Regions from separate parts of the Homo sapiens genome. Here region 2 is linked to region 1. Evidence: chromatin loops called from intact Hi-C (ENCODE). Cell type or tissue: heart right ventricle. All regions are shown on one strand. Links, peaks and the distances in the headings refer to the core of each region. The heading gives the core; the rest is flanking DNA.

The links. A loop is a pair of places that touch in the nucleus more often than their neighbours do. Peaks named below come from ENCODE experiments on the same cell type or tissue, not always from the same donor. Only the 100,000 strongest peaks of a DNase experiment are listed, where the experiment ranks them.
Region 2: a loop joins it to region 1, with 2.1 times the contacts of the local background. A loop is called at or near these places in 1 of 110 quality-filtered maps.

Annotation. Positions count from the first base shown.
Region 1 is chr2:207,225,336-207,238,033 of GRCh38, reverse strand. MYOSLID-AS1 (MYOSLID antisense RNA 1) reads left to right here. Exons shown (of 4, transcript NR_110283.1): 3 at 103-214. Among named protein-coding and RNA genes, the nearest start is that of MYOSLID, 8.1 kb to the left of the region's middle. RefSeq lists enhancers at 12,009-12,118, 12,239-12,348. In heart right ventricle, for the core only: a CTCF peak has its summit at 7,639; a DNase peak (open chromatin) is centred at 7,479; H3K27ac peaks cover 125 bases.
Region 2 is chr2:207,057,582-207,070,279 of GRCh38, reverse strand. No RefSeq gene overlaps it. Among named protein-coding and RNA genes, the nearest start is that of MIR2355, 46 kb to the left of the region's middle. In heart right ventricle, for the core only: no CTCF peak of the experiment used is centred there; no DNase peak of the experiment used is centred there; H3K27ac peaks cover 724 bases.

The DNA of each region.
Region 1 (12,698 bases), core at 4,969-9,968:
TGCCAGCCACGTGCAGACCTTGTTTCAGTCCAACTGAGACTTTAGCAAGTGCTTCATTCTGGTTTGTGAATGGCTTCCCAGTGTCTGTCACTGTGTTCACAGGGCCACCGGGGTTGGCTGAGTCAGAATACCAGCCATGTGGCATGTCGCATGGGGCAAGAGCTGTGCTGCCCATGGGAGTCCAGAGAAGGAGCACACTAAGGACCAACACCAGGTAGGCCTTGCCCAAACAGGACTCTAAAGAAGTTGGCCAAAAGAGGGTTGCAGATCTAGTAGTTTAGAAGTGGTGCCAAGATAAGGTCAGATTCCTTATCTTGAGCCACCTTGAGGGTGGCTGTCCTGACCACCTGCAATTGTTCACTACTCACCTGTATAGGCCAGATTGTGTCTGCCAGGCGGATGGACCAGGCTGGTTTGAAGGACCAGGGCAGATTACATGCCCCAGACAGGTGTTATACAGTGGTTAAAGCTCCTCCTTGTGTTTAAAGGATTATTTACAAAATGTAAAAAGACCCAAAGACTTTCATTCCTTTGTAATGTTGGGATTAAAATCTCAACTAACAGTAGTCTAACTGGATTGGAAATGGGGGATTTCCTATGGAAATTTCATTCTTTTGAATTCCAGCTGCATACACAGTAGATTTTTTCCCCCTATAAATGAAAGTGTATGGCAATCTGGGTATTCTCTTATTCAAGTAAAGATAGTAGTAAACTAAATATTTTTTAGTGAGAGGATTGCTTTATATTCTGCTTTTTCTGCTGTTGTTCACTAGGGCTTCTAATACAAATGTAGTATCACCCTCAATCAGCTCTTCTTATAATACCTGTTGTGTATGATGATGTGGATGCTTAGGGGAACAGGATAGGGGATCTCTTGTATTTCAGGGGATGCAGGCATGAGTGGATGGCCCAAGGTCAAATAATGAACTGAAGTTCATTATCTCTGTTTCCAGCTCTGCAGATGAGCAATATCATCACAACTAACCAATTGATCAATTATTCATTCAGTCATTTAATGAGAAGCTACTGTGTACCCATCCTTTCCTTGGCCTTCTGGACAGTTAGACATGGTGCCTGTCTTCAGATTGCTCACACACCAGTTGGAGACACAAAAGTTACATGCAGTAAGCAACAATCCCTAAATGCTCAACAGCTCACCAAGCCTGAATAGAGAGGAAGAGACCTTGGTGTGGCCTGGAAGGAAAGAGCAGCTTTGGGAAGGAGTGGCATAAAAGAGAGAACTTAATTCAGCAGTTTTTCTTCCTCTATGCCCAGATGGTATTACATGTGTTACTGGCCAGTGTTGGGTAACAGTGGCACTGATGTGGTCACTAAGGGGCCCTTGGTACCAGGGCTGGGACAAGGGTGGGGAAAGCAAGACATCTAGGCCCTTCAAGAATGAGCACCTCCCTAAATGATGTGCGTAGGTTGTCCCTCCCTGGCCTCTACCTAGTCCCAGTATGCTTTCTCTGCCTCTCTCTATTTCATTCTCTAGCTCCACCTTCTTTTTATTAGTGTTATTTTTTCTCCCTCCTGGTTGTTTTTCTCCATTCTTTCTCTTCTTTTTTTTTTTTCTTTTCCTTTTTACTAGTCTACTTCTAATACTCTTCCAGTGCCCCTCCGTAATCCATTCCAGAAGTTGCTGTATTCTTATGTAGACTGGTGCTAGAGGTCATGGGGTGGATGTAAACAATGTCTGCAACCTGCCTTAGCATTGTTATTTTTAATCCTGTGATAACAATAGTACTGACACATATTACAAGTCATGTCTTTGGATCTAGTTTCTGAGAAAGCCCAAGTTCTTTTTATGAAAGAACACCCATGTAAAGGAATGAGATGATCTAAGTTACATGAAGAAATTAACTGCAACAAAATGATATTAATACATTTGATATTCTTGGTCAACTAATGCTTCTAAACATCTTCCCTTCAGAGCATAAGCTCCTTTCTCATCTTATTCTCCACAGACTCCTCTCCATTGGATCTCTAGCACCTAGAATAGAGCTGGGTACACATGATGAGGTGCTTAATACGTATTTGTCAAATTGAATGTCAAGTTTTAGGAGTTTAAAGAGTGTTTTCAAATGGGGAGAAGCCGAGACACAAATAGTCTCAGGAATGAGATGAAATTATTTAACCAATTGGAGATGAAATTCGAAATGGAAACTATGACATGACTCAACATCCTCAAGCCCTGAAGTAATAATTAGCACATAAAGTTGGTCTGTTATGGACTTTGTGTTGTGCTCCCTGCAAAATTGGTATGTTGAAATCCTAACCCCCAATGTGATGGCATTGGGAGGTGGAGCCTTTGGGAGGTCATTAGGTCGCAAGGTTGGGGACTCATGAATGGGATTAGTGCCCTCATATGAAGGATCAGGAGAGAGCTTGCTTTTTCCTTTTTCTGTTCTCTACTTTGTGAGGATACAGAGAGAAGACAGCTGTCTGCAAACCAGAAAGAGAGTCCTCACTGCACTTCATATCTGCCAATGGATCCTTGCTCTTGAACCTCCCAACCTGCAGAATCATGAGAAACAAACATTGTGTAAGCCACCCACTCTACAGTAATTTGTTCTAGCAGACCGAGCTGACTGAGGTATGGTCTCATCACGTAACCACTTTTAACCTTAGTCTTTCTATCTGTAAAGTAAGTGGGTTAGAGAAATCATTCTAGAAGATGTTTCTGCTTTAAAACAAATTCTTCTATTTCCTTTCCAATGTGAAGTTTGGGTGGTCCCATTGTAAATGACTCCATTTGATTTTGGTTTTGAATTTATTGTCTTTCTTCCCACTTTCATCTCAGGTACTTAGTGCCGGTATGTGCTTTTGATCACAGCCTCAGAAAATAGAACAGTGTGTGGCATTGGGAGGTGGGGCCTTTGCTTAGGAGCTTTGAAAACAGAAGTAATTTTCTTGTCTGCATGTTCACAGTTTAAGCCTAAGTTCTTTAAGTTTTAGTCTGTATTAGTATTGGTTTCAAACATTTAATGTATGGATTATTCCTTTGGTTCCTGTATTCCTGCTTTCATAGGCATATTGACTTGTTAAATAAGGAAAATTAACTGAACTGTAGCCTAAGAATCAGAATCTTCAGGGCTAAAAGGAAAAATGTAGAGTTTGGTCACATCTCCACCCTGCTTTCTTCTGGGACCCTCGGGGTAAGGTAGCTGGTATTTGGTTGACATGGTCCAGGTATTGAATAGATGTCCATGCTTTCCTTTTCTTCAAGAATGAGGAAGTTGTCTTCAGATGCTGAAGTCGGAGTCTACATAAATAGCTGGGATATTATATCTGAGCAACCTTGGAGGAACAGTGTTCACCCTGCCTTTAGTTTTCTGCTAATGTTGTCCAACATTCTTTCCCAATTTGGTCTCCTTCTTCCTCTCCATTTTGGCAGTTCCACTGGCCTTCTTTTCTAATCTAGAAATGGTGATAGGGATGGTGGCTGCAAACACCAGAGAGGAGTTGGCGGAGGGGGTAGGGATGGTGGGGGGAGGCTATTCTTTGACGAGGAATAAAACAGAAGCCTAACTGTAAGGCCATCAGTTCACCCTCTGAGTGTGAGCAGCAGATGATAGCTTCAGATTATCTGGGAAGACAGTCACCTTTTAGAGCAGGAGTTGCAAACTGGCAGACCAGCAGTGAAATTTAGCCACAAACGTAATTGTTCAGCCAGCAAAGTGTTTGGAATATATTTTACAAAGGTCCACAGGTCTTACCACCCCTAATGTCTTGTTCTGGACCTGACACACACTCATACAAATTGCTTGTCCCTTTGTGGGGAGTTTTCTTTTACAATCTAGAGTCTGATCTCAGATAAAACTTCTTCTCCTACCAAAAGAAGATCCACACCAACTCATCATCAACTCACTTTTTCTCCATCTTTAGTTTAGGCCATATCAAAAACATTGATAACCATCTCTGTAGACAGTAACCGCAAAAATTGCAAAAATTAATATCCAGATTCACTATTAGAAATCGGCTGACTCCATGTTTTACAGCCTCTCGTTCAACTTTTCTCTGCTGTGCTAGACATGTGACAAGCCAAACTCTCTCTGTGTTGGTCTTCACTGTGCTGAGCTCTGTTGGAAGCCTCTGGGAGCTCAGTGTGCAAAGGAGATAAGCCAGGAGCATGATGCTTGTTTAATGGTTCTCTCTGCAGTGTCCTTGTTTTCTCAGCTCCTTTTTTCTTGCCCATTTCCTTGGCCTTTTATCATAAATTCCCTGTGTTGTTTATATACCACTCTTGGCAGGATTGCCCACTGTATTCCTTCATTAGCTTGGTTTTATAAGGGAAAGGACACTAGGTGTCTTAGTCTGTTTGGGCTGCTATAAAAATACCTTAGACTGTGTCATTTATAAACAGAAATTTCTTGATCACAGAATTTTCTTGCTTCTGGAGGCTGGGAAGCCCAAGATCAAAGCACCAACAGATTTTGTGTCTGGTAAGGTCTCATCCTCTACTTCATAGATGGCACCTTCTTGCTGTGTCTTCACATGGCAAAAGGGGCAAACAAGCTCCCTCAGGCTTCTTTTACAAAGTTACTTAATACCACTCATAAAGGTGGAGCCCTTGTGACCTAATTATCTCCTAAAAGTCCCCACCTGTTAACACTACTGCATGGAAGATTAGTTTTTAACATATGAATTTTGGAGGGACACAAACATTCAGCCTACAATACCAGAGTACTATTTGATGTTTTCTCTCTGTCAGCATTTTGATACTCACATATACTGGAGCAACACTTTTTTTTTTTTTTTTTTTGAGACAGAGTCTCTCTCTGTCACCCAGGCTGGAGTGCAGTGGCACAATCTTGGCTCACTGCAACCTCTGCCTCCCAGGTTCAAGTGATTCTCCTGCCTCAGCCTCCTGAGTAGCTGGAATTACAGGCATGTACCACCACACTGTGCCCAGTTAATTTGTTGTATATTTAGTAGAGATGCGGTTTCACCATGTTAGCCAGACTGGTCTTGAACTCCTGGCCTCAAGTGATCTGCCCACTTCAGCCTCTCAAAGTGCTGGGATTACAGGCATGAGCCACCTCACCTGACCAAGCATCACATTTTAATAATTTCATGTAGCACCCTTTGGCCAAGCAGCTGTTTTCTCTTTCTGGACCCTACTTCATCACCTTACAGAATTTCATGGTGTCAAACGTCTCTGATGTCAGAGATTTGCCTACCCCAAAGAGCATTTTCTCCTCTTCACTTCTGTGTAAGAATCTGGAAACCCCAAACACTTGGAAGGTTAAAGGGAAGGCCATTTGATTATCTCTAGGATAGCACAGAAGCGAGTCCTACTGGGCGGACTGCGTAGGGGGTTGGGTTTTAAGACCTCTTCAGTCTTTTCTAGCTTTTCTTTTTTTTTTTTTTTTTTAATTTAATGCAATAAGTTCATTGGGAAGTGTTCTCAGGGTCAACATTGTTGAGGGAGTAAGTAAAGCAGGACTGAGCATAGGGAGATGTTGGACTGTGATGCAGCATGGCATTTTTTGTTTGTTTGTTTTGTTTTGTTTTGTTTTCCCATGTCTTAAAGGGGCACTCTGGAGCTGGAACGGATTTTCAGAGATGTCCTGAATCAGGGCAAGGGGACTAGGTCTTTATAACCCACACAGACCAGTAAGTCAATGCAGGATTCCCTCAGGAAAGGGGGGTGTGACTTCAATCATATTTCAGTTCTTAGATTCTGCACATGTGTGAAAGGACGTGTTTGGCTGTTTGTATAAAGCAATCTGCATATATATCCAAAGTCCTCAGAATCTAATGCCTCACTAAGGTATTCTATGATTATTGCCTTGAAAATATTGTCTGTGAATGACGTGGGTAACCACAATTATTAGTAACAGAGTATTTGCTTCAGCTAGAAGGAAGGGGACAAAGAAAAACATAGCATGCCAGGAGGCAAGACTGGATACCAGAGAGGATGACAGAGGGGGTGCGTATGGAGAAGGAGACCTCACCCTCCAATGAACTTCTCAGAATGGAATCTGCTCAATGTCTGCCTTGGGCACGAAGCAAGCCATGTTTTATCTTTAGCTTCTGCTAGAGGAGTCTGAGTATTTTCTCAGCTTACCTTTTCCAATATCTCAGGCTGTTCACTCTGGGTGCCTCACTTGAGGATTTGACCTTTTCTCCTTCTTTGTGATGGTTGTTTTGAGTTTACAAGGAATCAAATATTTTGTGGGCATCCTGGGGTTTGACTGTTCAGGGGGGAGCCAGAGACAGTACAAAGCCAGTTTCCCACTTTTCAGGCTCACTGAGTGATTTGCAGAATGGAGGGGGCTTCTGACACATGGAGTGTGAATTGTGTGCATAAGCAACTCAAAACCCAGGCAACCTTCAGCTCAGGGTTTCCTGTGAATCAGCTGGGTTTTCTGGCATAGCAGTGAGCAAGTGGCATTAATGAGGTAGGCATAAGATGATGCCAAAGGGGCTCGTCCATTCAGTAGGAGTTGGGCATAGCAGTGGTGGAGAAACAATAAACGAGGGGGCTGTTTTATCCCCTCCCCCTCCTTTTTTTTCTTTTTCTTTTTTTTTAACAGTAGCAACGTTTTGGCTGATTAAAGTACTTTTCGTGGTTCCGGGAGGGAAGTGCCTTTTGTACTACACACTAGAATGTCAGTTCTCATTACTGAACCCTGGCTGTTCAAATGCTATCTGAATTCTCCCCAAGGCCTCCTTGGGGAGGCTGTAGGCAGAAATTTCAAGGAGCTTATGCCAATTATTTTCTTTCTATCTACATATTGATGGCTCACCCACAGTAATCATGTGAGTCAGGTGCTATGAACACAGTTTCCTTTATTTCATTCATGACTTTTAAGACAGATAAGTTTTTTTTTTTTTTAACACTTTTTTCCCCTTAGCCTCTGCAACTGCTATTTGTGTTGTCTACTTGAGAATTACATGGCAAATCAGAGGGAGAAGTGACCCAGATTTTTTTGGGGGGTGGGGATGAGAGATAATTGTTTGGGCATTATTTTTGTTAATACCTGAGTTAGTCAAGGACATATAACATAAACATATTCTGAGGCCTCAGTGGTGGGAGCAGGTGTCAAACTCTGGACTGCATTGCTTAAGAAGTCTATAATTTAGTCATTTTGTTGTAAGTTACAGATTTTACTCTGTCAACTCACAAGGGAAAAGAGGAGTTAATTGAAGGATATGTAGTAGTCATTTAGCAAAAGCCAATGCTGAAAATCAAGTATCAGAAAGTACTGGAACTAGAGAATTTAAGTAGCAGGAAGTAATAGTCTCTTTAGGGAAGTACCAGTGTTTCACGTCATCTTCAATTTCTTTCCTTTTCCTGTTCAAGGTTAAAATTCCTATGCGAATCTGACTGACCCAGCTTGGGCTTCATTCCAACCTCTTGGCTAGATAAGAGTGTGGAACCTTAACTGATGGTCCCTTTGACTGCCCGCCACAAGGGAAGATCCAAAGTGTGGCAGAGAGTGACCAGGTCCCAGACAGGCAAAATCAGCAGATGTCCATTCGCAAGCCAAAAGAGCTCCAGGTGCCCTAGAAAGGGACATCAATGCCCCAACCTTACACTGTTCCTTGTTGTTAGTGCAGAGTGGCAGGACAGCCTCTGGGTCCCTTTCCCCAGTGCTCCGGGATGGACTCCATGTTGCCCCCTTTGGAAGAAAGATGAATTACAGTTATCCTTCTTGGTAAAGTGATCACAAAAACCAATCCATTTTAGCAGACTCAATTCCAATTTGAGAGGAGAGGCTAGGGCACAGAGTTGGCAAAGACTCTATCTCCCCAGGTTTCGGAGATTTGTCTTGAGTGGCTGTGAATGCTGAAAGGGAAGGCGATGATTCTCTAAACCCTTGTTCTCAGGCCCTCTGATGGCCGCCATTCCTTCAACTGCTCAGATGGGCTCCTATCAAGTCCTAGCAGGCCTCATGTGTATTATTTATTTGATTTTTTAGAAATTGTGCCATTTGCTTTTAAGGAACCTCTGGGAATGAGCATAATTAAGCATAGATTAAAATGTCTGAAAGACTAAAAACCACCATAGCGATACAGTAAAACGAACACAAGAAGCTTAGAAACAGCCTCACATTGTCATTCCATCACAGAATCCCCGTTTAGAATGATACCTAAAAATCAAGCCTTACTGGAGATGATCAAACTGAGATTTCAGCTTTTGGACTTTAACCGTGATTCTAACGATTTGTAAAGAATAGTATGGGACATAGGTCTTCTACACCATCAATGGAGGCACAAAGGGCATCACTCAGATTTGAAGGAGGAGCAGATGAAGGAGGAAAGAAAGAAGAGAAAGGAAGAGGAGGAGAGAAGGAAGAGAAGAAGTAGCGGGTGGAAAAAGAGGAGGAGAAGGACCCCCTGAAACTCCTAAAAAAAACACTGCAGGGGATTCTGGTGCCCACCAATGTCTAGAATTTTGCTACGAGCCAAGTAATGTTCTGGGTAAGACAAACAAACTGTCAAGTGCAGAGACATTAAACAAACAATGAAGATATTTATATAGAGTCATAACTTCTATGAAGGAAATTGTGACTGAGACAGAGTTGCTGGGTGGCCACTCAAAGTTGGGTGCTCAGGGGACTTCTCTCTGACAAGATGAAGTCAGTGGAGAGAAGAAAGCAGCCTTGGGAAGACTGGGGAGGAATTTTCCAGTAGAAGGAGTAGTGATTGCAGGGGCCAGGAAATGAGGCAGGATGACGTCCAGGTTGGCCTTTCCTGGAGCATCTGGGGAGAGGAGCAGGAGATAAGTAAGTCAGGTGAGTAGCAGTGGGGTAGGCAGGGCCAACGCTGAGAAGAAGAAGTCATTTCACACCCTTTCTCGGGGCCTGCTTTTAGGTAACTCTATCAGTTAGGTGCTTTGGGCTACAAGTAACAGAATCCTAACTGGTGGTAGACTAATCATATAAATTAATTTTTAAAAATCTAACAATAAGTCTGGAAGTCAGCAGTTCCAGGGTTGGTGGAGCAGCTCAATGACATCAAGTTCCTGGGACTTTTCACATTTTTATCCTTAATATCTCAGAGGTGATTTCTCTCATAATTTTGAAAAAGATGCTTCAACTCTAAACTCTGTGTCCTCATGTGGCAGCGGGCCAAACAGAAAAGAGGATGCAAAAAACATGTTCCTTGTAGAGCTCTTTCCTTTTATCCAGGAGGAAAATCATCCCCTGCTGTCCCCCAGCAGATTTCCTCTTAACACCTCTCTGCACAGACTGACTATGTGTGCACCCCAGACTGGGAGGGTCTAGGAGGGGGTGAGCTCAGGGAAGGCCCTATCTGTGCCCAGCATGGGCAGCTGTCCACAGGGATTATTTGAGAAATGTTTGCCCACATTATCTTAGGAAACTAATGGAGTAACTGAAGTAGGGAGGATGTTCTGGAGGAGGCTGTTGTTTCGGGTTCACTTGGAGGAACAGGGCCAGAGTGGTCTTGGCTGGGGTTTGCTGGAGTGGGAGGAGGGGGCTGCTGGCATGCTGTGGAGGACACAGCCCACCAAGCTGTTCTTGGAGTGTAAGATGGAGCAGAGGGGAGGGCGAGCTGAGGGTAAGAGGTGCAGGCTCTGGAGAGACTCCGTGGGTGCAGCACCACTCACTAGCCTTGTGCTGTCCTGGGCTTCATCATCTATAAAATAGGAGTGACAGTAGGGCCGTTTCAAAGGGTCTTATGACAAATACGCATTTTATACATGTAAAAGCACACAGAGCAGTAGTGGCATGAAGCAACCAGTCAATAAAGGCTGGCTATTATTTTATTGTTCTTCTGTACCATCCACCTCTTCCTATGTCAGATTATTCCACAGTTTGTTGCAGATTTTACACTTTCTTTACAGATCACAAAGAATCTTCATGTGTGCCAATTCACTGGCCACTTGGTCTCTCTACCCTCTTGATGATGTCTGTGGTCATAGCATGAGAAATCCCTTGGTGCTACCAGACCCATAGGGGGTAGAAGTCTCACAGGAGCCTTTGTGAAGGCCCAGCCCTGTTCCTTTTAAGGGACAGCTCACCCAAGGGGAGTGTTTTGAGAGTTTGGATGAGAGTGGTCTTGGAGGTGCCTCAGAACCGGGAACTGCAGCAGCAGCTTCTTTGAAGCTCATGAGGTCGGGGTGTTCTTGGCATTGCCTCAGTTTCTTCTCACTGTGCCTTGGGGGCTGGGGAGAGGGGAGAGGTGATGAGAGGAGAAGCACAACCTTTTGATTTCTTTCCTTGCTGCTGAGAAGCTTTCACTCCCTCCGGAGTCTGGGCATCTGTGGGAGAGCTGGACTGTTTTATAGCAAGGATTTTTTTCCCCCTTCTCTTTTTTTATTTTCCCATCAACACTTGTCAGGGATTCAAGGCAAAAAGCCTGGCAAAGGCCTGGGCTTCTGCACCAGCGCAGGCAAAAGATGGGTCTAAACAGGGAACAGAGCGAGGCATTGTTCCAACACTGCAGAGTGGGGAAAGTAGGTCAGGGAAGAAAATGCAGGTTTGACAGAGCTGGGAATTGAACTTGTCACCTCAGAGCCCATTGGTGTAGAAAGTGAACAGCCAGCAAGGGACCAGGGAGGAACTGAAGTCTGCTGCCCGGGCAGGGGCAGACACACGCTGTGAAAAGCCGCCTGCATGACGGTCACTGCCCCCTTCCGCGTCATGGCCGAGCTGCCATCTTCCCCCTCCCCCCACCTCATACCCTGGGAAACTACACCAAGTGATCATTCTAGACAGCAAGAGCAGCTGAGACTCTCTCTGGAGAGAATGCCAGGCGGCAGCTTCCCAGCCACCAGCTGCATTTGCGGGACTGGGATTTGAGACAACCACCCCCCCTCCGCCCCGCCCCCTCGTCCGCCCAGAGAGGAGGCTCTAATTACAATCAACATCACCTTCTAGGAAACTTCTTGCATGAATGGCTACCAGCAGAGAAAAGCTTTCTCCTCATCACCCTCCTGGTTAGCACCGTGGTGGCTAGGGGTGCTAGACGTACCCGAGCCTTGGTAACTCTCCCACTTTCTCTGAGTCCAGGCACTGAGCGATTTCGAATGAAGGGTGCTTTTTACAACGCTAAGGAAGTTTCAGATTGGAAGCAGCTCCAAATTCTTTGCTCTGATAGAGGCCTCCTCCTCCTCGCAGGTCTCAAACATGCTTCAGTAGCAACAAGAGGGACTTTGAATTGGTCATTTCAGGCCTGCCTGCCACACCTTGGATACCAAGAAATGAAAGTTTATTAGACACTCCTTCATTGAGTACTTTCAACATACACTTGAATCTGAAAGATATGCATAGCCACAAAGACCACAAACTTATGTGCCTACCACTTCTCCCTGGTCTTTGTTCTGTAATTAGTGACTTGTTTTCCCTCTTTGTGAAATGGGGATAGCATTGGGAATAACACCATCTCTTTGTAATGGAAAGGTTATCTGATTGGATGCAAAGACTCAAACTCCATTTCTGCTTAGTTCACTTACCAAAATTTGTCACCTCCAGATTCCTCAGCTATAAAATGAGGACAGAGTGTCACATAGAGCAGAGTTGTAAGGATTCAACCACAGATAAATGAGTTTGATATGTGGAAGCACTTTTCCCAGGCCTGGCACCTACAGGAAGCTGAATCCAATCCAGGAAGCTGCTCCCTTCCTTCCTCCTTGTTGATAATGCTGAAAGAATTTCTGGTGGGAGTATCTGGGAATAGATATACTCAGGGCTGGCTCTAAATAAACAAGCAAACAAACAAAGGGAGCAGAGAATAGGATCTGTCTGGTCACCTTGTCTTGCACATGTGGCTGTTTAAATAAAAATTAATTAAAATTCAATAAAATTAAAAATGCAGATTCTCAGTTATGTAGCTAAAAGTTAATCATTCAATGGCCACATGTGAGTAGTGGCTCTCATATTGGACAACACAGAGACAGACCATTTCCATCATTCCAGAAAGTTCTATGGGACAGTGCTGAGAGCATTCTTACAGAAATGAGCCTTGCCCTACCAATGAGAACAAGCTTCTTAAAGCAAAACCCAGATTTCCTTTCACCTCAGAGTGCGTCGTCTTCTTTTAAAGACGTTGCCTTTAAGACACACAGTATTTATTTCATAGCCTAACCAAGAAAACCACACTATGTACCCAGGTGTGTTCACATCCCCCTTTCAGCTGGTCTTGTACATGTGTCTTCTGACCAGCTTCTACGCCCCCTGCCAAGCAGGTCGGGGGAAGACCCTACGAAAACAATGTGGGTGCAAATTGGGCTTTCCTATTTCATAGACCTTGCTCCCCTGGATGGCTTTGTGCCTAACATAAAGGGAGAAACATACCACCACATTCTGTAATTGTATTGTGGAATATGAGATGACTTTAAAACAGATAAGAGTGCCTACTCTGCCTGCCTTCCAAGAGCTGGGTCAGAAAAGAGTTTTTATTTTCTTGGTGCAATGAAGGAGGCAGTTTTTATTATTGGGGGTAATATAAGGAAATTGGGAAAAAGACTTTTTAAAGAAAAATGAGTGTTGTGAAAAGAGGGACATTTCCTAAATCCCAAGTCACCTTAGCCTCTGGCCGGCAATATTAGTGAAAGGACATCCCTGGTCATTTTACACGGGTGTGGCTAAAGCCCCAAGCACTGGTCACTGTGGGCTTCCACACGACACCCCTTCCTGCAGGGCAGTGAGCTCACACTTATTCAATCGCTCTCACTTTCTGTGATTCAAATAGAGCAGAAGTTTCCAGGAGGGATTAAAATG
Region 2 (12,698 bases), core at 2,819-7,818, 170 kb after region 1:
CTAGGATTATAGGATTGCTAGTCAAAGCACCCAGACTATTAGAAAATTTAAAACTCTGATCTTATTTACATGGTTTGCTGAACTCATGGAAACAAAAACCAAAAGATTTACCACTGGAAACCTTAAATGAACTGATGCTGTCTCAAACTTGTAAAAAATTATTTTCTCTCTTTCCTTAGAAATATCTAACTATACTCCAATGCACATATAGTACATGATGACAATATTAATGAATGGCCAAAATGTAAATCTTGTCTTTGATGCTGAGAGCTGGTAACGCCTTTCTGTTCCCAATCTTGGTTTCTTTGTTTTCATTTTTCTTCCCATTTATTCTCTTTTCCCGTTTTGCCTTTCTCTCGCCTCTCTACCTTCTGATAGCTGCAAAAAAAAAAAAAAAAAAAAAAAAAAAAAAAAAAAATCACAATGATAAACCATCTCCCAAACCCACATTGGGCTTCCTTCTCTAGTGTCACCCCAATGACATGGCCCCATCTCCCCTAGGTCATCCTTCTTCCTCCTCCCCTCTTCCTCTGTACCTTTATAAAGTCATTATCTCCCAGTTGGAGGGTGTTCATTTTTCAGCCTAATTTAGAATGGTGCTACTGAGAGAATGATTTGGGTTGTTTTGCTGATCCCCCTAGGGAGAATTAGAAACAGGAAACTGCAGGCTAACATGGAGGATTCCAACACATGTCTATTTGTTAAACACTGTGATATGCCAGACAGTAGGTCAGCATAGGAATGCATGTTGTATAAGGTGTGTTAATCACATACTTACAAATTTGAATGTTTCTTAACAAGACGCATGAGCAATAAAAAATTATAATAATAAAATAGCTATCTTATGAATCTTAGAGAGTTAGGATTGTAAAATACCAAATATAAACCTTCTCCCTTAGTTCCAGTCTTTTCCATTACAATAAAGGTGGGCTTCGAGTTACACAACATAATAATTTTCCAAACAGAAATGGACTTCTGTTTAAATGCATGCAGAAACCCACTATGTGCAATGTTTCTTAATGTGTGGGCCAAGACCACCTGCATCAGAATCATCAAGGGTGTTTTTAAAAAAATTCAGTTTTCTGAGTTTCACCCCAAACCTGAATCATACCCTCTGCAGGGTGGGGCTTGGACATCTGCATTTTAACAGGCTCTCTCAGGGTCATCCCAGACCACCTCAGTCTCAGAAACACTTTGGGAGAAGGATCATTCTGTGAAGCAAAGCAAAGCAACATTTTTACAAAGAAAATAAGCCTTCTCTAGTTTTCTGAAAAATATGGATTTTTAAACATCTGTACTTATGATTTGCTTAAAGTATGGTATGTCTGTTCATTGCACTGCATATGTTTGGGATCTGTCACAAAGAAAACTGCGCTACCACCAGTCACTATGGGGTGACTTCCAAGAAGGCAGCTGTTCAGGTAAAGTTCCAGGAACCCACTCTTGAAAATGTACTGAAATCGACTATCCCTGGGTCTTTTCCCAGAAAAGACATCTATGGTGGTAACTCTTTGGGGATAGTAGTTTGTATTTGGTTGGGTTTGATTCAGTCCTCTTATATGGACTTGGCATCTCACGCCCTTTGCTGAGATAATCTCTGGCCCAGGCCCCAAACCGAGCATAGAAATATCTGTTACTGGCCAGGCGCAGTGGCTCATGTCTGTAATCCCAGTAATTTGGGAGGCCAAGGCGGGCGGATCACTTGAGACCAGGAGTTCGAGACCAGCCTGTCCAGCATGGCAAAACCCCATCTCTATGAAAAATATACAAATTAACTGGGTGTGGTAGCGCACGCCTGTAATCCCAGCTACTCAGGAGGCTGAGGCAGGAGAATCGCTTGAACCTGGGAGGCAGAAGTTGCAGTGAGCCAAGATCGCACCACTGTACTCTAGCCTGGGAGACAGAGCGAGTTCCTGTCTAAAAAAAAAAAAAAGAAAAGATAAAAGAAAAGGAAAAGAAAAGAAAAAGAAGAGAAATACCTGTTACCAAGACTGAAGAACTTGCCTGCTTTAAGATGTAAGACTATACAGTCTGTGTCTTACCCTTGGCTTCTCAGAAGCCATGGGCACCGTCTACGTTGCAAGTCCTCTTCGTTTTTTAAAATTTTGCCTTCTTCCTCACTGCCATTTTTTGCCACTGAAGCTCAGCTTTTAAGCAGAAGCTCCCTGGGACTAAGAGCTTGAGGACCCCGAGAGAGAGAGAGAGAGAGAGAGAGAGAGAGAGAGAGAGAGAGAGAGAGAGAGCTTGAAGACCCCATATGAGTCTGTTGTCTGTCAACAAAGCATTTTGAGCTAAGCCCAGTTGTATGTCCAGATTTTTTTAATCAACAAAATTGGAGGAAGGAATATATGTCACAGTTTGCAAAAATGGGCTTTTGTGTATTCTGAGAAAGTTATTCTAAGAATAGGCCTGTGGAAGACCTAGCAGGGAAAAATATGAGCAAAAGAGGAATTCTCAAAACGCCTGTGAAATCTCTTCCTGAGAATGCTCAGAGACAGATCCCTGCTTATCTCCTTCCTCTGACCTGCAGCACCCCAGAGAGGATGTGGTTGGCTCTTGGAACAGGAAGGGAATTGCCATAAATCTGAGCTAATTTGGAAAGGGAAGGATGGAGCAGATACGCAGCAATCAATAGAACGATGTCTTGTTTTGTGGTAAATGTTTACTGGCTCTGTTGCTGGAATGTAATCCTGCTGCATCAGAACATGGGCTATTAGAGGTGAAATGAGTTCACGTAACATCCTCCCTGTATAGTTGGTATACATCATTCCTCTGAGTACCAGAGTCCATGGTCTCATGATTCCGACTAGAGAAAAGGTTTTGGATGATTCTCTACATCATCTTTACTTTTATTATTTCATGATTCCTAAGAAAGAGAAAAATGACCAATTTCTCCTTCCTTAGCCCACATTTGCAGGATGGGCTGTATAAATGCCACTTAACATTTCCTTCCACTCCTGAAAGTGCAAACAAGGAGAGAAAACCACAATGAGAACAGCAACTAAATTGTTCCTTTACTGACTAAGCTAGAGGAGGGATCCATTGCTCAGCTGCTGAGGGGAGAAGGAGGCGAAGCATGTGTCTCCTTGTCATGGAAAGGAGAGGGTATTAAAAATGCTTTGACTGAAAAGCAAGTGCACTAATTGATTGTTAATGACTGCACAGCCCTAAATGTCTGGAATTTGGTTTAGATTCAATGTAATTTGACATTTGCCAACCATTATTAAATCCCTTTGATGCTTTCCCTGTGCTGTGCTGATGAGCAGCTGATTGGCTCTTGGGGACAGAAAATGTGAATGGTTGGGCACCAAGTCAACGGGGTGTCTGGAAGACAGCCAATTCACCCACACCCCTCAGCCTCCCCAGGCTCATTGCTGTGGCATTCTCCATGCCTCGTTCTTCTTGGGTCCCCTTTCCTGTTTCTGCCAGCTCTATTCTCTTCTATCCTCATTCTCAAAATTGCATTCCTTTTCCAGCAGCAGTTCACTTTAAAAGCAAAATGTATCCTCTGCTCTATTGGCTGCTCCAACTCAGACGTCAACATCTCCTTGCAAAGAACAAAAATGTACTACAATTGTATCAAGGTAAAAAGATTAATAAAAAAGATGTAGAGGGATTAGATGAAACCCTGTTGGAAAAATCATCGCTGTGGGAATTTGAGAGTTATCAGGCCTCTCCCTCTCTCTCATTTCATTTCTCCTTTTCTTTATATATTTTCTCTTCCTTCCACAAACGAACTTCCTTGCCTCCTCACCCATTGCATATGGCCTAATGTCACTTCTATCATAGCTGCCTCTAAACTTCCTTAGTCCCAGGCTCTACAGAACCTGTTACCTGGCTCCCCACTGACACGGTCTCTGGGTCCCCATTCCAATTTCCCATGAGAAAGAATTTAATTGGCCAGGCTCCCAGGTGGCTGAATTGGCTGTTGCTCTGGGACAAGGCCAAGGCACATGTGTTTATCCTTCCAGAACCAAGGCTGAACCATAGGCAAGAAGGAAAAGATGGGCAGCTCAGGTGTGCTTCCTCAGTGCAATGCAAGAGGCTTCCTATTTATTTTGGGGTCAACTCCCTCAGAATATTCAACACAGCCTTGCAAATAGTTCTATTTTGTGTGTTTATAATTTACAGTGTACGCCAACTCTTGCATTGACCCACTCACTTTTCCAGAACTACCAATTGTTCCTCATCCATACTTCTGCTGCATCTTCTTGCAAAAGTCTTAAGGGGTAAAAAAATTCAGAGCACTTTTCAAGACAGTGAATCAAGAGAGAATCAAGAGGAGAACTAAGAGGAAAATCAAGAGGAAAGCTGCATAATGAAGAAAAAACCCCACATTATTCCATTACAGTGAGGACAAAGATGAGTTTTCTTATTGCCAGGTGTGAGGCAACATGGTGTACAGGCAGAAATGATGGTGGATGAGGAGTCAGGAAGCATTGTCCTAGCTCTAGCTGTGCCTCTGGTGAGCTTTGTGACCTGAGGCACATTGCTTAGCCTTTCTGGGCCCCATTCTTTCTTTCCTAAAACATAAAAAGAATGGATTAACTGAATTTTAAAGTTCTATTCATAAATTCTGTGATAATATAATTTCCAGAAATATTTGACATAAAAATTATAGAACAGCAAAATAATTTGAATGGTCCCAGAGAACTGTTTATCTTTTCCATCGTTCTTTTCATTCATTCAACAAATATTTATTAGGACTGTTTTACATGCTGGCAATCTCTGTGCTAGGCTCTGAGTACACAAATGACAACAGATACAATCTTCCACAGAATGCACAATTGAGCACATGAAGGAAAATCTTTATCATCTACATTGTAGTATCTCCGGGGTAAGCCTTCGTTTTACATTTAATGCTGCTTTCTCCTACAAAACTGATGACATGTGGCTTCTCTTTTTCTTGCCCTAAGTGACTGCAGACTTCAGTCTCCTGGGGAAGCCCTTGGAAACCCTAACACCCTAACTGCTGCAGAGAAACATGGACATGGCTGGAGAGAGACACTGGGCCTCTTTTCCATATCCTTCTGTGTCAGATCTTTCCAACAGGACTTCCTCTTCTGGTTTAGAATAACTTCCAAAAACATCAGAAGCCCTATATTGCAAGATAAATGTAAAAACATGGTGAAGCACAACCAGACACTAATTATGAATTATCCGCCATGTTTTCCATCCAAGCTGTATTAATTAGCTCCTGGAGATGATTTTAAGAATTACACGATTTGATTCATGGACAATGAGGGAAGTCAGGCCTGGCACATGTAACATGCTTGATAAGTGCTGGCTGTCATTATCTTTACTAACAGAAATTCTCATCATTCTGGGGCGGGGGCGGGGTGTTTCTGGATCTGAAGGTAATCATGGTTCTTGGAGAAATGCGCACACTGCTCACGCTCAGCCCGAAGCTTGGACTGTGGCCTCAGCTTTGGGGTTCAGGACAAGAAAGACAATGGTGGGGATCTCCATTTGTGGCACTTGGCCTCTCTCTTTCCCTTCCTCTTCTGCAGCCCCCCAAGTGCCGTGTCCCCCACTCCACACAGAGCCAAGATGCCCCTTAACAGGGGGATCCTCAGCGAGCCTGGGGCAGGTGTTTCCCAGGTTCCATCCTGCTCTTTGTCCGGAGACTTCATCCTTGAAAAGCTAATCAATGCACTCTCAGAAAACAGAACCCCGGTGGGAATGTTTGCCATTTTCTTTGCTAAGTGTTAGTTTTTCCATATTAGAGGTCTGATTTCCTGCAATTCTTGGAGAGCACTGGGAGGAAGAAGGGTGAGGAAATTGGGCCAGCGGCGCAGTGATTAAGCGCCCGCTCATTTCTGTCCCCTTTCCTTCCCAACAGCAACAAAGACCATTTAGGCCTCCCTGCCTCAGTTATTTTGGTATAGAGAGAACAATGGCATTGTTCATGTATTCTAGATGGTCTGAGCAGAAGATTCAGCTCTTTCCCCTCGGTTCTGTCACTCACCAGCCGTGTGACTTTCCGGGGGCATCGCCTCCCTGGGCCAGTTTCTTCAGCCGTTTAAAGGAGACAACACTTGCTTGTTCAATGACTTGGATTTCCTTCAAAATAAAATATCAGGAAAGTCTAACATACTATTATTATAATAAAAGACTTCTGTCTTGGGAAATAGCACTCAGTGAGAGTTGAAGAAAAGAGAGAGAAGCTGAGAGAAAAGGGAAAGGTACCGAAGAGTGTTTCAGCAGAATATTCTGAGCCATTCTTCCACCCGTCCCCCATCTCTCTCTAAGGGGACCTTTATATTGGTTGTCACAAACCAATCACGGGTGGTAGTACTTCTAGTACTATAATAGTAAAGCTGATTGGGTTGATTTGACTTGGTTATTTAGATTTTTAATAACAGCTCTAACAGGCATAAAATAAAGAGAAAACAATTTATCAAAGTAATTACTAGCAAAGCTAGGACAATAATGGTGAACTATTAATAGTGAAAGCTATACCCATTTTGGTTGTTATGTTACAGCTCTCCAAGATCTTTAACATCTTACCTCATTTAAGAGTCATAATAAATCTGTGAGGTCAGGAGGGTAGATTTTCTCTAAGCCCAACTCCCTATCTTATCTGTTCTTTGTTTTTTGAGTGAGGAAACTGAAGCCCAGGGAGGTTCAGTCCCAGCAGTCCTAAGCTATAAGGCTAAGGTCAAAACATCACTCTCCTGTCCATTCTCTTTCTCACCCACTGTGTGCTACCAGCATTTCATTAAGCAATTTTTACCCTACTGTAATGGGATGTCCAAATATTCGGTTCACTTAATAGATGCTTATATTTATAATTGAGTTATAAATATCCTGAAGGTTTTTTCAGAGGGTAAGTTGAAATATATTTTTAAGTCCATTTTTAAAGCTAAAAACACAACTACATTTTTGTGTTTGGTCACTTATAAGGTCAGGCATTTCTGTTTAGTATTGTAAAAACTGTATGACACAGGAATTGGGATTAGGATTAATTAATTTACTAATTTAACTAGTGAGTAGACAATGAGCTAAAGATTGTGCCAAACGCTAGGGATTCCAAAGATGCACAAGGCAAATTCTATTAGTTAGAACTGAACATTTATGTTTACTTATTTATTTTTGGTGGTGACAAAAACTCGAAGTGGTCTATGCACAATGGGGAGTTCATTATAAGGACTCTAGGGTATAATTTATTATAGGGATACTAGGGTGTCTTTGTGCAAACCCTAGCAGTGAAACATGACTTCTAGAATGGGGGGTTCAAGAGCTCAGGACCCTCCATCTGAGCTCTGTTCCCCTCAGTTCATTTATTTCATTCTTCTATTTCTAAAGACTTCCATTGATTTTGCCCTTATTGTCAGAAAACAGGGCTACCAATTGCTCTGAAATTTCTTGCTTCAAAACCAGAGAGACTGAATTCCTTTTCTCAGTTCCAATTCCAGAATTCCCGAGGAAAGCCACTGATTAGCCCTGGACCAGGAGCTCACCAGATAACTCTGCCCTGTGGGGTGGGATTCTCTGCTTCTGTCAGGTGCCTACCTCCAACCCATCAGCAGGGGCAAGGTGTGGGGTCACACTGGACTAGGATGGTGGACCCTATGATAACCACATGGGTGTAGGTGAACAGGAGCTGTTACTGGAAGGTGGAGGTGAGGAAGACAATCCCATGAACACTGGACAGTCCCTACCCTCCTGAAGCTCCCAATCTAGTGATCTATAAACAGATGACACTATAATGTTAACATAAGCTAGATTTGAGAAGTAGATCACAATATTCAAAAAACACAGAAAAAGGAACAATTACTCTGCTTAGAGGGAGGAGTCAGGGAGGCTGTATAGGGAAAGTGAGGTTCAACCTGAGTCTTGAAATAGAACAAGAAAATCATCAGTGAGGAAAGGGCATGGCGGGCAGAAGAAACTGTGTGTCTGGAAGCTCAGAGGCATGGAATCCCAGCATGAATGAGTGAAAGAATAAGGCTGGGAAAGAAAACAGAGCTCTCTATCCCTTTGTACCTGTGACCCATCCACTTTCCCCATCCTTTAAGGAGCAAACGAGGTCCTAAAATAACAGAAACATGTTTCATGGAACCATTGGCTTTTCAGAGCATTTTTATGAATTCATTAGTTTCACACAATTTTGTCTTATGATGTGGAATTCCTGATTCCCTATGATGTAGGTAGTAAGCACTCTTTTTTTTTTTTTTCATTTCATTGATGAGAAAAGAAATTTTTAAAAGGTTGTGACTTGGCTGTCATTAGTTTAGTGTTAGAACTGGAACTAGAACCCAGGTTTTTTGTTTTGTTTTTGAGATGGAGTCTCGCTCTGTTGCCCAGGCTGGAGTGCAGTGGTGCGATATCGGCTCACTGCAGCCTCTGTCTCCCAAGTTCAAGCAATTCTTCTGCCTCAGCCTCTCGAGTAGCTGGGACTACAGGCACACTCCACCATGCCCAGCTAATTTTTGTATTTTTAGTAGAAATGGGGTTTCACCATATTGGCCAGGCTGGTCTTGAACTCCTCACCTCGTGATGTGCCTGCCTTGGCCTCCCAAAGTGTTGGGATTACAGGCGTGAGCCACTGTGCCCTTCTGAACCCAGGTTTTTAATATACAACTCACTTCTTTCAGCTCCCTCCTCCAGGTTTTCCTTTAATGCCAATTTAAGGGATCACATCTGTGTCACTAATAATTCGGTCTGTTATGAAAAACCACTTGGATGGTCCCCAAATAAGTTGTATATATTTTACTTTGGTCAGCTATTTAAAAAATCTTCTAAAACATCCATTAGAGAAAATCATCTAAAAGAAGGGATTCTTGTCATCTGGAGTGGGAAGGAAGGGAGACAAAAATGCCATTTCAAGAACTAGCTTATTCCTAAGATTCTTTTGTTATAACAAGTACGTGCAGGTTTAAATGAGTCACATAATGTGTAAAATGAATGGATGATAATTTTTTCACCTTACAAAAGGATTGCCTGCTTGCTTTGGAAGCCACATGAAGAAAGGGAATGTATCACATTTTTGAAGAGCTAGAATTTGTCCAGTGTGGTCTGCTGTGCCTGGTACATTATAAGTGCTCAATAAATGTTTGATGAACAAACACAAGGAATTTTTTTACAAAATAAGGTCACAGTATAGATCTTTGATTAAAAGCAAGAGTCAGATACACTTGGGATCAATTTTTGGCTGTACCACCTACTAAATGTGAAGCAATTGGCAAATTATTATCTAGGCCTCTGTCTCCTTAGCTGTAATATGGAAATAATAATGGTACTTAGTCTCAGTGTTGTTTATTTGTTGAATAAATATTCATTAGGTAAATATTTATTGGGCATCTACTAGGCTAATATGCACTGTTCAAAGTTAAAGGGCATATATTTCAGAAAGCAGAGGTGACAGGGTTCCTAGACAATAAATAAGGAAAAAAATCTGTGAACAAGTTAATTAAAATTGTGATGCAGTGCTGCAAAGGAAATAAAGAGGGTAATGCAGACTTGACAGTGAGCATGGGAGCACTTGAGACAGAACGATCAGAAAAGGCTTCCCCAAGGAGGTGACACCTGAACTGAGATCTGAGGAGAGGAGAGTGAGCATCAAGGGTAGAGTTTTCTGGGCAGAGGAAGCAAAAGCAAAGCCCAGGGAGGAGACAGGAGTGCAGAGCTGGAGGACAGAGAGGAGTCCGCTGGGGACTGAGCAAACAGAACAAATGTATACTTGGTGGAAGAGAGGCTGGAGAGTGGCCAAATAATGGAGTGCCTTATAGGGCAAGGTGAGGGATTGCTCTAAGAGCAATAAGGAGCCACCGAGGGATTTAAACAGAGGAGCAGCCTTATCTGATTTACATTTTTAAGCAAACACTCTGTCTCAGTAAAGAGCATCAGCATCCACCAAAGTGATTATGTGAAAAACTTGAGTCCCTCTTGGTTCCTCACTTCCCTCTCCCCGCCATCAGCAAACTCGGCGAACCTGCTCTCTAAAATATAACCTAAGCATCTTAATTTTTCTCCACCTCTACTAAAATCACTTCCATCTGAGCTACCATCTCTTGTCTAGGCTATCTGCGATCCTACCTTAGACTCTGTAAGTTTGAGAACTTATTAGATTTTCAAAGCGGGAAGTGAAGTAGGCAGTTGGACGTTTAAGACTAAAGCTCCGTACCCTAAAACTTAAAGTATAATAATAATTTAAAAAAAAAAAAGACTAAAGCTCAGGCTGGATTACATACGATAACACATATAAAATACCTGGCAAAGCACCTGGCTTCTAGAATGTTCTTAATATACGTGGTCTTTTTTTTTTTTTTTTTTTTTGGTAACACCCATTCTCTCAGTGCATTTTGACAAGATAAAAACATCAAGGGATTTAGAGCAGAAGATTTGGGTTCATGTCTTAGTTTAAAAGAAACATGGCTTTGGACAAGTCCTAATTTCCCTGAGCCACTATTTCCTCGTCTGTGAAATGAAGATGCTGAACACTTGTTCTTCCTATTATGCAGGGCTCTTGTGGGCTTCAAATAGGATGATAGATGTTAAAATGCTTTGTAAGCTGAAAAGCAACTTTTCATGAGCAGTCAACTGTACGAAATTATATGTAATTCACTTTCCCTGTGTATGTGACCTCTCAGGTTCCTATACTGTAAGGAAACATTATAAAATATATTTCCTTATAGGGCACTGGGGTCTTTAGCTTACAGGAGTCCCAGATTCTTTTTTTTTTTTTTTTTTTTGAGACGGGGTCTCTGTGTCACCCAAGCTGGAGTGCAGTGGTGCAATCTCAGCTTACTGCTACCTCCACCTCCTGGGCTCAAGAGATTCTCCTGCTTCAGCTTCCTGAGTAGCTGGGACTACAGGCGCCCACCACCATGCCCAGCTAGGGAGTCCCAGGTTCTTGAATCTCAGCCTTATATGGCCCAAACCAGCACTGTCCAAAAGACCATTCTGCTAAAATGGAAACATTGTATGTCTGCACTGTCCAATAGGGCAGCCACTAGCCATTGTAGATACTGAGAACTTGAAATATGGCTAGTGTGACTAATAAATATTACTTTTTCTTTTTAAATTTTACTTAATTTAAACTTAAATTCCCAGGTATGGCTAATGGCTATTGTATTGAAGAGTGCAAGTCCAAATGCTCTACTTTCTTGGGTCCTTATCCGTAAAACAAGAACCCAGTAAAATCTTTTCTAGTTCTATCTATGCCTCTACATGCACAGTTTAGAAATAGATAAGCCAATTTGGATAGAATAAGGGTTGAATCCTGAGTCGCTTTCTTTTAAACTCTCAAGTTTAATATAACACTAGACTTTTTTTAAAATTTGATATCTTATTTATTTATCAACAAGAGGGAAGACTTCAAAACAATGGCAACACAATCGTAAGTAAAAGGTCATCCTGGAAGATGAACTATTTAAGAAACACATTCTCCCGGGAGTTATATTTGGGTATCAAGTCGATTACTTGTTCCAAAGTGAATATCCTTCATTTCTCATCAAGAAAGATCACTAGAGAAAAAATATTTGGAATTGAATAGATAAACGAATGGCTGCCACGGGGGTTGTTTATATGATGCTGTCAGTTGTGAGGTCACCGGGGCTTCCATGATGAAGCTGGCACTAATTTTGTTTCTTTATATAAGAATTGTGTTCCTAAACTGAGTATTTAGAACCTAAGGTGCAATCTAATTTTTTAAAATAGACAGAAATGGAAGGCAACATGATTGAAGTGTTTGGGGAAAAAGTGGGAACTCAGAAGAAAGGAACCCCAAGACAATTGAAAGGACTAAAGACGAGAGATGGAGAGAAGTAAGAAAATCTTCTGAAAGGAAGAAATGAATACAGTACTGAAATCAAGAAGACAGAGAGAAAACAGATTGGGGTAGGTGGCATGAGGATCAGAGAAGAAATTCCAGATTCATTTGTGAAAGACACCAGGAGCTAAACTTATCTATGGGGGAAAAAAGGAGCAAAAATGAGGAAGACCAGAAAAAAAAATTGCTTTGGAAAGAACGATAGTGACAAGGTAGTGAGGACATGGAGGAGGGACAGCTGTCATCTCATTTAATTAAAAAATTATTAATGGAACAGACGGGATAACCACACTGATCCTTTACAGATAAGATGCTACTATAAAATTTCAGATAATAGCAGTGGAAGGCTGAAAAGTTACTGAGAGCAAAAGTGGTAAGAATGCTAATTTAATTGATAATAACATTATACTTAGCACAATGCTTAGGAATTTAAAAATCACACATTAAATACATTTAAATGACTATGGTTATCATCTAATTATGGTTGTTTAAATAATGTAATATAATTAAATGCTTTAAAAAAAAAGCCCTAGTACTTTTAAATGATCACTCTCACATTCTGAATTCTCCTTGTGAGCATTTAGTGTTCAACACTGCAGTCCTGGTGGAGGTAGTATTATCCTGACAGCCACACCTTTCCAAACACATGAGGTTGTTGGGTTAGAAGAAGATAAATATCAAACTTAGCTTCAGAATGCCTTATCATTATTCTCCATCCCTTATTCTTCCATTATCAGAACAGGTAGCTTCTCTCCTCAATTACTTTGTCTCTTTCCTCTCTGTTCCCTCACCAAGCAGGGTTCCCTAACATGTCCCCTTGCCCTCATCTTAAGACAACGTGGCATAAATCCTGCTGGGCTAAACTTGAAATAGGTCATCCAGGTGCTCAGCTATACAAATGTACTTCACAAAAAGACGTCTG